Linked DNA regions of Homo sapiens: all the other regions are linked to region 1. Evidence: chromatin contacts called from ENCODE Hi-C or POLR2A ChIA-PET data. All regions are on one chromosome and are shown on one strand. Each heading gives the region's core, a stretch centred on a gene start or an enhancer-like site at or near the end of the contact. The rest is flanking DNA. Distances are from core to core; before and after follow the strand shown.

The links. Hi-C counts contacts between places; a loop is a spot of excess contacts on that map. ChIA-PET counts read pairs that join two places held with the same protein, here RNA polymerase II (POLR2A). Pooled maps may share reads with other maps.
Region 2: a pooled map shows a loop between it and region 1 (17-fold over the local background). The contact joins the promoter of PARP4 here to the promoter of MICU2 in region 1. A Hi-C loop is called at or near these places in 11 of 50 pooled maps.
Region 3: a map of CD8-positive, alpha-beta T cell shows a loop between it and region 1 (32-fold over the local background). The contact joins the promoter of SPATA13 here to the promoter of MICU2 in region 1. A Hi-C loop is called at or near these places in 3 of 168 maps with a recorded cell type or tissue (CD8-positive, alpha-beta T cell and naive thymus-derived CD4-positive, alpha-beta T cell) and 9 of 50 pooled maps. POLR2A ChIA-PET finds 5 or more read pairs at or near these places in 2 of 52 experiments (OCI-LY7 and activated B cell).
Region 4: a loop to region 1 is called in a pooled map, with 4 times the contacts of the local background. The contact joins the enhancer-like site here to the promoter of MICU2 in region 1. A Hi-C loop is called at or near these places in 1 of 168 maps with a recorded cell type or tissue (CD4-positive, alpha-beta T cell) and 5 of 50 pooled maps. POLR2A ChIA-PET finds 5 or more read pairs at or near these places in 1 of 52 experiments (HCT116).

The regions. Positions count from the first base shown.
Region 1 is chr13:21,602,826-21,605,685 of GRCh38, reverse strand. MICU2 (mitochondrial calcium uptake 2) reads left to right here and starts at 1,516. Exons shown (of 12, transcript NM_152726.3): 1 at 1,516-1,747. The coding sequence starts at 1,538. RefSeq lists enhancers at 1,333-1,402, 1,184-1,802, 1,803-2,422 and a silencer at 1,573-1,782.
Region 2 is chr13:24,511,327-24,514,186 of GRCh38, reverse strand. It overlaps PARP4 (poly(ADP-ribose) polymerase family member 4), which reads left to right and starts at 1,409. Exons shown (of 34, transcript NM_006437.4): 1 at 1,409-1,481. The region is part of intron 1 of LOC105370117 (a long non-coding RNA gene); the gene reads right to left. RefSeq lists a silencer at 1,252-1,411.
Region 3 is chr13:24,159,373-24,162,232 of GRCh38, reverse strand. It overlaps SPATA13 (spermatogenesis associated 13), which reads right to left and starts at 1,513. Exons shown (of 13, transcript NM_001166271.3): 1 at 1,301-1,513. RefSeq lists a silencer at 1,563-1,622.
Region 4 is chr13:23,965,244-23,968,103 of GRCh38, reverse strand. All of the region lies in intron 4 of LOC105370115 (a long non-coding RNA gene), which reads right to left. Among named protein-coding and RNA genes, the nearest start is that of C1QTNF9B, 69 kb to the right of the region's middle. Within about 2 kb of position 1,348, at least 5 of the 41 ENCODE cell types and tissues checked have a DNase peak (open chromatin) inside an H3K27ac peak, as active enhancers do; they include CD4-positive, alpha-beta T cell, where a contact is called at or near this core.

The DNA of each region.
Region 1 (2,860 bases), core at 267-2,766:
TGAAAAACAGTCCAGAGGTTGACAAAGTCAGGCTAGATACAAAAAAGCAGGAAAATCTCAGGTTAAGATGGGCTAGTGATCTGGAATCATGGACATTCAGTCAAGCTCATTTGTGTTCACAGGGCAGAAGTAAACCAAACCTTGACCACAGTAAACGCACATCTGTCATGAGCCTACCATGTGCCAGGCATTTGGCTAGTCACTTTATATAAAATATCTCATTTAGCTTCCCCACCCCAAACTGTAAGAGGGTTGTTCACAGATGAAAAAATTGAGACTCAAAGAGATTAAATACCTTACCCCAAATAGCAGTGATCATCTACCAAATCGTGAGTTATTTACAAATGAGAAAATGGAGACTCAGAGAGATTAAATAATTTGCCCCAAACCACAGTGATCATCCTGGTAGAGCTAAGATTCAAACCTTGAGGTCTGGCTCACAAGTCGGTGAAGTGAGGCTCATCTCTCTACTTCCTACCTGGGAAGGCACACTGAAAAGTAAGTCCAGAAGCTGACGGAAAAGTGAGGAACCTCTGACTGCAGATTAATTTAGACAAGCGGGCTAAGAGAAAGGGAGCAAGGATTAAGGGCAGATAATAACAAAGGGATCCACGGAACTTCCACTGAATGATCAAATTAGATTTCGTGTGACAGGTTTTTGTTTTTGTTTCTTGAAGTTTTGTTTTGTGCAAAACTTCAAGACAGCAGTGATTATGTGATTAGGAGTCTTGGCCCCTTTGATGTTGGCTCCGTTACTGCATGCCCAACTAAAGCTTCTAATAGCTGGGGACATTTCAGAGGCTGAACAAAGAGTTTATTAAAAAGAGTTACTCAGGAAAAGTGAAGACCAAAGAATGGAGGATTGGAGGCTGTTAAATAAAACCAAGTAGTCTGCCTCAGCTACATCACTTATCACCAATGCAACAGCCAGGACTGGAGGTATCGTTCTAAATCTGCACTGGGGAAAACCTCTGGGTCCCTGATGATAGAGACATGGGGCTGGTGTGCTGCTGTCTCTGACTTTTAGTTCTAGGTAGGATAAGAGCTACTATCAAACCTTTTGTTGAAACTGAATTTAAATTCATTATAAGCAAATAGTGAGGGACTGAAATAAACAGAATGCCTTGTCTGAGAGTTGTTTTAGCAGAAATGAAAGAACAGTCAAGACTATAAGCATAGGAAGACATGAACAACACAGATGCAGAAGAGACTATTTCAAAAAACGTTTCACAGTTTTACAAGGTGAAAAAATGAAAAGGAGAAACCTGCCCACACAACCGAGGGCACTATCTTGTTTTGGACTAGGAAGTCATATTATACTGTCTTGATACTCTTCCTGTCATCCCATCCCCACAGCCTTAGAAGGCAGCCCCGGAACCGAAGGCCACCTCTTGCGGCTGCGAGCGTCGCCTCAGCAACCGCACCCACGGCGCAGGCCCGGTAGGCGGGGCGGAAGCCTGTCGGATGTCGCGAGAGTTCCCAAGCGGTAGGCGGCGGCGCCGGGAGAGAAGCGCCGCCTAGCTGCGCTTCCGCAAAGATGGCGGCGGCTGCGGGTAGCTGCGCGCGGGTGGCGGCCTGGGGCGGAAAACTGCGACGGGGGCTCGCTGTCAGCCGACAGGCTGTGCGGAGTCCCGGCCCCTTGGCAGCGGCAGTGGCCGGCGCGGCCCTGGCAGGAGCAGGAGCGGCCTGGCACCACAGCCGCGTCAGTGTTGCGGCGCGGGATGGCAGTTTTACAGTCTCCGCACAGGTACAGGACTAACTCCTTCTGCTAGCCCCAGTCAAGCTCCTCCCTCCCCTGACGCCCTTAGGCGGGGAGTGGTTTGGCTCTGGGCGGCTCTCCCGGAGCCGTGGGTGGAGGTGCCGCTGCGGATCGGAGCGCCCTGCGACTGGTGGGACTCGCTCCTTCCTGGACCGGCCCCCGGCCTGAGTCCCCGAGGGCCTTCGAGGCTGGTGACCGGAGATTCTGCCTCCCTTGGGAGAACCCCGCGGACGCTGAACACCACGGCCCACAAAACTGGCCGCACTAATTTAGTGGTGATGAGTGTGGGCGTGTCTTAATTCGAGGCTCCTAATTCAGAATCTCACTGCGCCTCGCCTCTTGCTACCTCTCTGGTCAGTGAAGTGGCATTCACATCCGCAGGTGGTTTGCGTCCAGTTACCCCTGTGGGATATACCTTTGTTAAGCTTTGCAACTAAGTTTTACGATCTTTTCTTTGTATAGCATGATGAAGTTCTGTCGATTGCTTTTTTAAGTCACGAATGTGTCAGCCACAAAAATTAACCAGTTGATTTCCAGATTTTATTATCAACTTTAAGGAACATTATTGCATGATTATAAACCTTAATATCTTAGTGGACCATAAGTTCTAAGCAAAAATTGCTCCTAAAACCTCCATCTATTAAAGACAAGAGTCCGCCGGGCGCGGTGGCACACGCCTTTAATCCCAGGGCTTTGGGAGGCCGAGGCGGGTGGATCTCCTGAGGTCAGGAGTTCGAGACCAGCCTGGCCAACATGGTGAAGCCGCTCCCCACCCCAGCCCCGCCCCCCCGGTCTCTACTAAAAAATATAAACAATTAGCTGGGTGTGGTGGCGGGAGGCTGAAGTAGGAGAACCGCTTGAATCCGGGAGGCGGAGGTTGCAGTGAGCCAAGATCGAGCCATTGCACTCCAGCCTGAGCTACAAGAGCGAAACTCCGTCTCAAAAAAAAAAAAAAAAGATTCAAGTTCCCTATTTCAGGATAAATGATGTTGTAACGCATTTGAAAATTTGAATGAGTAGTGCTTTAAAATTTTTGTAGACTTAGTAAGTTTTTACATATGAGCTTTTTTGAAAATTGAAAGTAGTAGTTTATTATTTTCT
Region 2 (2,860 bases), core at 160-2,659, 2.9 Mb before region 1:
ATTTTCTTTATCCAGTCCATTGTCGATGAGCACCTAAGTTCATTCCATGTCTTTCCTATTGTGAAGCGTGCTGTGACGAACATACTAGTGCATGTGTCTTTTTGGTAGAATGAGTTCTCTTGTTTTGAATATGTACCCAGTAATGGGATAGCTGGGTTGAATAGCAGTTCTGTTTTCAGCACTTTGAGAAATCTTCAAACTGGTTTCCACAGTGGTTCAACTAATTTACATTCCCACTGACAGTGTATAAGCATTTCCTTTTCAATAAAGCCTTGCCAGCATCTGTTGTTCCTTGACTTTTTAATAATAACCATTCTGACTGGTGTAAGATGGTATCTCATTGCAGTTTTAATTTGCACTTTTCTGATAATTAGTTATGCTGGGCTTTTTTTCATGCTTGTTGACCATTTGCACATCTTCTATTGCATATTCTCTATTTATTGAGACTTTGTTCTCCTGGTTGTTTCTTTCAGTTATTTTTCTATGTTTCCTTTCACTTTTTGTCCATGTTTAAGACAGTTTATTTGAAGTATTTGTCTAATAATTCCTATGTCTGTGCTTCCTCAGCTCAGGGACAATTTCTGTTCATTTCTTTTTTCCTTTGAATTGGCCATTTTTTCGCCTTTTTTTTTGCATGCCTCATAATTTTTTGTTGAAGATTGGACATTTTGAGCATTACGATGTGGTAACTCTAGGAATCAGTCTCTCTCCTCCCCCAGAATCTCTTGTTGTTTCTTAGACAACCCTATAGAGTAGGTTGTAATGATGAAACTTGGTAAATTACCTTGTCCCCAGCCCCCTTGGTAATAAATTGTGGAGTCAGGATTCAACCCCATACCCTTTCCACTGTATTCTCTACTCTATCCTTTCTATTCTCATTTTATTCAGTATCCTAAAAATCTGAATCTTCCCCATTGCTTTATTCCCATTTCAGTGAATCTCAGATCTGTATCTCCAGCCCCCTGCCTCTCTTGAATGGCAGATAAATATATTTCCAACTAGTTACACTGTCACGAATTTCAAACGCAGGAAGGCTTAAAGTAAATTTATTATCTCACTCTCCTGTTTCCACGAACTTTCCCGAAATTTTCTTCTTTCCCGGCCTTGTGAATCCCTTCCATTTCTCAGTTAAAGGACAGCACCATCCACCCACCTCTCTCAAAGCCGAGCTTTGTATTAATCCTCATTGACAAAATCCCTCCTGAAATATGAAACTGAAAGCCCTGAACCCTCCGGCTGATCTTGGAAGAGAAACCCCGCCAGAGGCCGGGGACCCGCTCCCCACCTGGCGGACCCGATTCCGGGCGCGTTCCGGCTATCGTCCCTGCTTGGGACGCTGCGCCCGCCTGGTGCGGGGCGGGGTTCCGGCGCAGTGGCGCCCGCCCAGCCCCGGGGGCAGGGAGAGCCTAGATTACGGAAGTACCGCGAGCAAGGAGCGCGGAATCGGGGAGCGTCCGGAGCTAGCTGGATCCTCTAGGCAGGTGCGTGGGCGCTGCGGGGTGGGGGGCTGCAAAGGTCCCTGTAGTCCTAGCCAGGAAGTGGCCCGCGTACTACTTTCCCGCCAGTGGCTGCACCCTTGCCCTGCGCGGCGTTGGCGCTGTGGGCCTGACGGCGCTGCTAGGCTCGGGAGTGGACTAGCTAGTGCAGCCAGCGCCCTCGGGGAGGGATATTGCGGTCGTTCCGCTCTGCCCCGCGGCGCAGCCCTGGTGACGAGAAACCGGGTGCGGTGGGGGGCGCCCACCGGAGCCGACAGTCACACCAAGTCTCCGCACCCCGTGCGGTGCGGTTCGCAGTAGCACGCGTTGTTTCTTGTTTCCAGTATGCCAAACGGCCTTCTTTCCTAAAGTTAGGTTTCGAATTGTGCAAAAAGTAAGGTGGTTTGGTGAGTAATCAGGAAGTACTATCTGACCTCGTGAGTCATTGGGAACACCGTGATAGAAACAATGTGTTTGTTGAGGTCCAAAGTTGAAAACCTCTAACTCAGTTAAGTAATTCCTGCTAGGAGGGCCGAATGGTTCACCCAGGGATCGAGTTGGTAGATCACAGGTTCTAGAAAACTAAGGCGCTGCTAAATATTCAAGCCCAAGCACTTTCAATTCTGGACTGCTGGATGACAACAATTATATGACAATATCCAAGCATAGTGCTATGATAAAGGGGAAGTTCGCTCTGAGATGTGCGTGTTGCAGACTCATTACATCTGACTTTATCATTTATTAAGTAAACATTAGGTCTTGTTTGTGTGCGTAGAGCTACTGTATATCATGTAGGAGTGAAATAAAAGTAGTACCTTTGTTGTTTAAGGGTTTAATAAACCCATTAGGGAGGTGCATTACTGATGCCATTTGAGTCCAAAATGCAAATAGTGTCAGAAGGCTTTTCTGTAATCCTGGGCTTTAATGGATACGTGAGAGTTTTTAGTAAGCAAGCTTTTATTGAATGCCCACTGTATATCAAAAGTGATCTTAGCGTGTGCTGACTCACACACTTCGGAAGGCGGAGGCTGTAGAATCAAGACTGCCCAGAAAGGGACTCCTCAGGGTTTTCCGAGAGGAGGAAATGCCAGTGGTAAAGACGAAGACCTGTGAAGCAGGAAGCCACTTGATTCCACCTACACCAATGGTTTATGGAGCAGCCAAGAGTTTGTGAGGAGGCGCGCTGAGGGTTTCTTAGGAATCGGGGCTGTTCCCTGCTGTCTTTGGGTGGAAGACACTCTGTGAATGTTATTTGGGGAAGAAGCTGGGAAGGGGGACAGGCTGGAGTGACTGTGCAGATTTGCCTTAGAGAATAACCAGCCCCTAGCCCAGTGTCCGCCACATCTCATATGTACGTAATCAGCGCTGATGAAAACATGAACTAA
Region 3 (2,860 bases), core at 264-2,763, 2.6 Mb before region 1:
GGGAGCACAAATAAGGAAGGAGATGGGAGAACTGGGTGGAGGCAGATGGCAAACGTGGGGGCCAAGGGAGGTAGATGAGAATTAGGATATGGGATAATAAGACAAAGCCACATGAAACTCTAAAGTGCGGGAGGAGGGCAGAGAACAGGGAGGGTGCATGACAGGCACCCCGAGAATAATGCAGTGAGGAAGTTTGCAAGACGGGGGAGGGGGACATTAGGAAAAAAGGAGAATTTGTTGGGAAAGGTGGAAAAAGAAAAGGAGTGAGATTTCTCCGCCTGTTAGCAAGGGGAATAAAGGAGAGCAAATCGCTGGGTGACCAGGAAAGGTTCACAGAGAAGAAAACACGAGGCAGCAAAAACCGAAGGTGGGGACAGAGAAAATGCTGGCAGGGGGAGGTGCATAATATAAGGCTATGGGAAGCCATGGGAACAAGAGCTGAATAAATTCACAGTATTATTCTATTTATCCACATCCCTATGCAATGCTGGGAAGCAAATGACCCACAGGGTTTTGTTTGCTTGCTTTGGTTTGGTTTTCCTGCACTTGGAGGGAGGGGAAATTTGCTCAAGCTCTGTAACCTTGCAGTCAGATGGGTGGCCCAGCCCAAGTCACCCGAGCTCCCCCTGACGCTGGCAGCAGCGCGGGCTTCTACCTGCCTGGGGCTGGAGTACCAATTCCCCCACCTCCTGCACAGAATGGGACCAAACCAACTCCGCCAATGCATTCCCTGCAGTCCACAGACGATGGGCACCGGGTCCCAAAATCTTTCCCCTGGGACGAGACTCCGCTGGTACCAAGAGAAACTTGCTTTCTAAACTAAGCTCTCCAACCGCATCGCTCCGGGTCCCCGGAGGCACCAGCCACGCCACCCGATGGAGCAGAGCGTTACAGGGCTCCGCCGCGCCAGGCTCCCCAGACTCTGCCACCCCCACGGCCGCCCCTGTAGGCCAGGCCCCGCGAGCTGGGAGCGCGGGTGAAGTTACAAGGCGACCTCCCTGCAGGCTTCCGGCTGGAAACGGCCTTTTGCGAGAACACCACGTGCATGTCCTCCCAAAAGCGATGGTGCCGGGTGGCCCAGAGGGCGCAGAGCCACCGCCGGGCAGGGAGCGGGCGCACGGACCTAACAGGTGAGCACCCGGTAGCCTCCACCGGCGGGGGAAGCAGAGGCCAAGCAGCTGGGAGCTGGACATCCCGAAGCCCCGAGGCAGTCCACTGGGACTCAAATCCTCCCGATATTCTACCTAACAGCCCATGCCCGCGCCCGCCCGGCAGAGCCGCGCGCCCGAAGCCGTCTTACCTCCTGCGGCGCCTCTTGGCGGAGCCTACAAAGTCAGCGTGTCCAACACGTCCCTGCCCTCAGAGCCACCTCCGGTGCCGGCGGAGCCCCGAGGTCGCCGCACTCTCGGAGGAGCCTGGGATCCAGTGCGCGCCCTCGGAGCTAGCGACCGGCAGGGCGATCGCGGGAGAAAGCGCAACGCACACTCTCCTCCCGCGCCGCGGCAGCACACTCAGCCAAGCCACGCCCCAGCCCCGCTCCCCACCAGGCCACGCCCCCAGCCCGGCTCTTCCCCCCGCCCCATATCAGGCCACGCCCCCGGTTAGCTCACTCCCTCAGGCCACACCCTCGGCCACGCCCCCACACTACCAACCACAGCCGGGGACCCCACCCATCAAAAACAGTTCCCCGGCCAGGCGCAGTGGCTCTTGCCTGTAATCCTAGCACTTTTGGAGGCCGAGGTGGGCGGATCACCTGAGGTCAGGAATTTGAGAGCAGCTTGGCCAACATGGTGAAACCCCGTCTCTAATAAAAATAAAAATTAACCGGGCGTGGTGACAGGCGCCTGTGATCCCAGCTACTCAGGAGGCTAAGGCAGGAGAATCACTTGAACCCGAGAGGCGGAGGTTGCAGTGTGCCGAGATCGCGCCACTGCACTCCAACCTGGAGGACACAGCCAGACTCCGTTTTTTAAAAAAAGAAACAAACAAAAATAGTTCCCTCAGCCACCAGCCAGCCCCCACCCCCCAGGGCGGGAAGAGGAGTCTCATCTCCGGGGCAACCGTGCCCCACTGCCCACTGCCTGGGCCAGAAGTTCACTCCCTGTGAAAGGAAAACGCAGGGTAGGGATTTTTAAACCTACATGTTTCCCAGGGCCTGGGGCAAGTCTTGAGTAGACTGTTGCAGTAAACCGACTCAAAGGCCTATCACCTTTCTTGTGAGGCTCAAGGCCTAATCATTAATTGACATGAAAACCACAGAAGAGAAGCAAACCCTTCTGTGCTGGGATCTGTGCCCCAGTGCTCCATGTTCCCTGATAGGCAGCTAATGGAATTCATAAAATAAATGCATGCTTTCTACCAGTGTAGTTTTTTAGATGATTCATTTAGTGGCCAGCACTATTATTTATAAATGTCTATTGTCTTTTATAATCAAAGAACAATACCCACAATCTGTAAAATAAAAAACAAAAATTATATTACCCAATGAAAAGTGAAAATTAATTTTATGTATGTTTTTTAAAATATTGAAAAAACTCTGTATGACATTATAATGGTGGCTTCATGTCATTATGCATTTCTCAAAACTCACAGAATGAACAGCATGCGGCGTGAGCCTCCTGTAAGTAATGGACTTAGTTCATCTTAATGTAACAACATGGGCCCATCAATCATAACACATGTGCCACTCGAATGTAAGATGTCAGTACAAGCAGCTGTGTGTGGAGGGAGGGGCGTGAGGGAGTACATCAGAACTCCGTGTACTTTCCATTCCTGTTTTCTAAACCTAAAACTGCTCTAAAAATAGTCTATTAATTAAAGCACACTCCAAGATTAATGATAATTATCTGTGGGTGGTGGA
Region 4 (2,860 bases), core at 99-2,598, 2.4 Mb before region 1:
GCACATATACACCATAGAATACTATGCAGCCATAAGAAAGGATGAGTTCATGTCCTTTGCGGGTACATGGATGAAGCTGGACACCATCATTCTCAACAAACACACATGGAACAGAAAATCAAACACATGTTCTCACTCATAAGTGGGAGTTGAACAATGAGGACATGTGGACACAGGGAGGGGAACATCACACACTGGGGCCTGTCGCAGGGTGGGGGTCTAGGGGAAGGATAGCATTAGGAGAAATACCTAATGTAGATGACAGGTTGATGAGTGCAGCAAACCACCATGGTACCTGCACATTCTGCACATGTATCCAATAACTTAAAGTATAATAATAATTTTAAAAAGGCCGGGCATGGTGGTTCACTCCTGTAATCCCAGCACTTTGGGAGGCCGAGGCCGGTGGATCACAAAGTCAGGAGTTCGAGACCATCCTGGCTAACACAGTGAAACCCCGTCTCTATTAAAAATACAAAAAAGTTAGCCAGGCTTGATGGCACACGCCAATAGTCCCAGCTACTTGGGAGGCTGAGGCAGGAGAACTGCTTGAACCCAGGAGGTGGAGGTTGCAGTGAGCCGAGATTGTGTCATTGCACTCCAGCCTGGGTGACAGAGCAAGACTCCATCTCAAAAAAAAAAAAAAGAAAAATAGAAAGTAGGTAAAATTAATTGTAATAATATATCTCATTTAACTAAAAAAAAAGTGCATTACTAGACACTCTTTAGGGCTGTAATAATTCCAATAAAATACTCTAAGGAATACTTGCCCCAGTAACAGCATCTCCGCCGATAAACTGATGACAACTCTGACTTCATGCCTTTGGAACCAATAAACTCTGTTCCTAAGTAGGTTACATGAACCTCTCTCTTCCTGCTAAAAAAAAGCGTCCCTTTACCTTTCAGCAGATGGCACTTGTGGGTTGCCACTCTGTGAATCTCTGATAAACCACTTTTTCCACTCCTGAATAAATTCAACATATCTGGAAGTAAGATTCTTAAGTGTCTTTTTTTTTAGGTTGACATACTCTGTGGTCAGAAGTGGGATGAAACAAGGGTACCTTTAAAACAGATCGGCAACCTTTGGGACAAGACGAGGTACACACAATTGAGCTGTACTTCCGCGGATTGCCTTTTTTCTACCCAGGTACATCTCTCAGGTCAGGCTTCCTTCCTTTGATAGCAGCTGTCTGTTGAGCTTATTTAGGACCTGAGTGGGTTAAGTCACTGTAGTAAAGGCTCTCGTATCCCTTCTGGGACTATAAAAGACTTTTTATGTATTCTGGCAAGTCACGCAAACTGTCTTTTTACTAGAAATGACTTGCCAGAATAGATAAAAAGTCTTTGTTTGTGTTTCTGATCCTGGTAAATGAACTTTTGGTTTCAGTTTTGTTCTGAGTTGTTAGCATATTCTTATACATTTGTTTACTGCTTGCTTTTTCCCCCATTTGTTTCTGAACATCTTTCAAGAACAAAATTTGCTTTCTAAAATGGTAGGCAAGGGTTGACCCTTTAAAAGCCATTAGGGTAGTTGCCACCATTCTGTGAGGGATGTCAGTCTCCAGAGAAAAAGTCTGTTGTTAGAATCAACTGGTACAAAGACAGAGAAAAGTATCACTTGGGGGCCTGCCAGTTAAAAAAAATCATGTATCCAGGGAAAACTTGGTCATGGGGTGCGGGATGGGCAGTCAGTGCGCAGGCTGGGGCCAAGTCAGACAAAAATCCTGTGCCAGGCACACTAAAACAAGCACCGGTCCAAACCCCTAACATACAGAAATCGGCAAAGTTTGCAGGTTAAATCACTGCCCAGGTAGCGTCGGTCAGCATGGAGTACTCTGATAGATATGCCACCAATCAACAAGATACATAAAAGAAGAAAGATTTCAATACCTCTCCTGCTCAACTCAAGATAAAGATACAGGGAGGGAGATGGGACAGATGTCTTAATAACATCAAACCAAAAAACCCATGGGGTCTTTTGTTTTTGTTCTTGTTTTGTCATGTAAAGAATGTATCCATGCATTAAGGAATGTTTTTGCTGTGATTAAAAATAAAGAGTTGTATTTTTGAAAAGAATGTCTTATCTCTTTGAGGTATACACTTGAAGTGGTTGCAAATTAAAGTATATGATGTGCAAGTTTGTTTTAGAATAACCTGTCAAAGTGGGAGGGGGTGAGTACATATGAAACAAAATTGATGAAGTTGGTAATGGCTGAAGGTGGAAAATGAGTTTAACTCTTTTATTTTTTGCATGCTTAAAATCTTCCACGATAAAAATGTTTTAATGTAGCTATGGAACTATACAGGAAGGAATACATCTTCAAAAACAAGCTTTCTACTAATAGAAGAGCCACTAACAGTACTAATGGTACTCTAGTAATAGACTATCAATTTTTTACTGTATTTATCCCCTTGTTTCAGACTCATCTGTTTCTGTGTTCATCATTCCTTCTAGGCGGTGTTTCTCCATCTCAGCACTATGGACATTTGGAGTCAGATCGTTCTTTGCTAGGGGGTTGTTCTGTGCACAGCAGAATGTTTGGCAGCATTCCTGGACTCCACCTACCAGATGCCAGGAGCACATTTGTTCCTTAACCCCTATTTATAACAATCAAAAACACCTACAGACATTGCCAAAGGCCCAAGGAGAGGAGAGGGCACTCGAAATCACTTAGACATGAGCCATCTAATGCCATCCAATTAGATCAAATGCCTCAAGGAGCGTTGTCAATTTTGCGCTCCTGGTGATGAAAACAAGGATTGGTACATACTAAGTGTTGACTAAAAATCTAGTGAATAATTAGGTTGGATGCCTTACCAGAAGCCATAGGTAAATAGAAGTATAAAGGAAAATAAACAT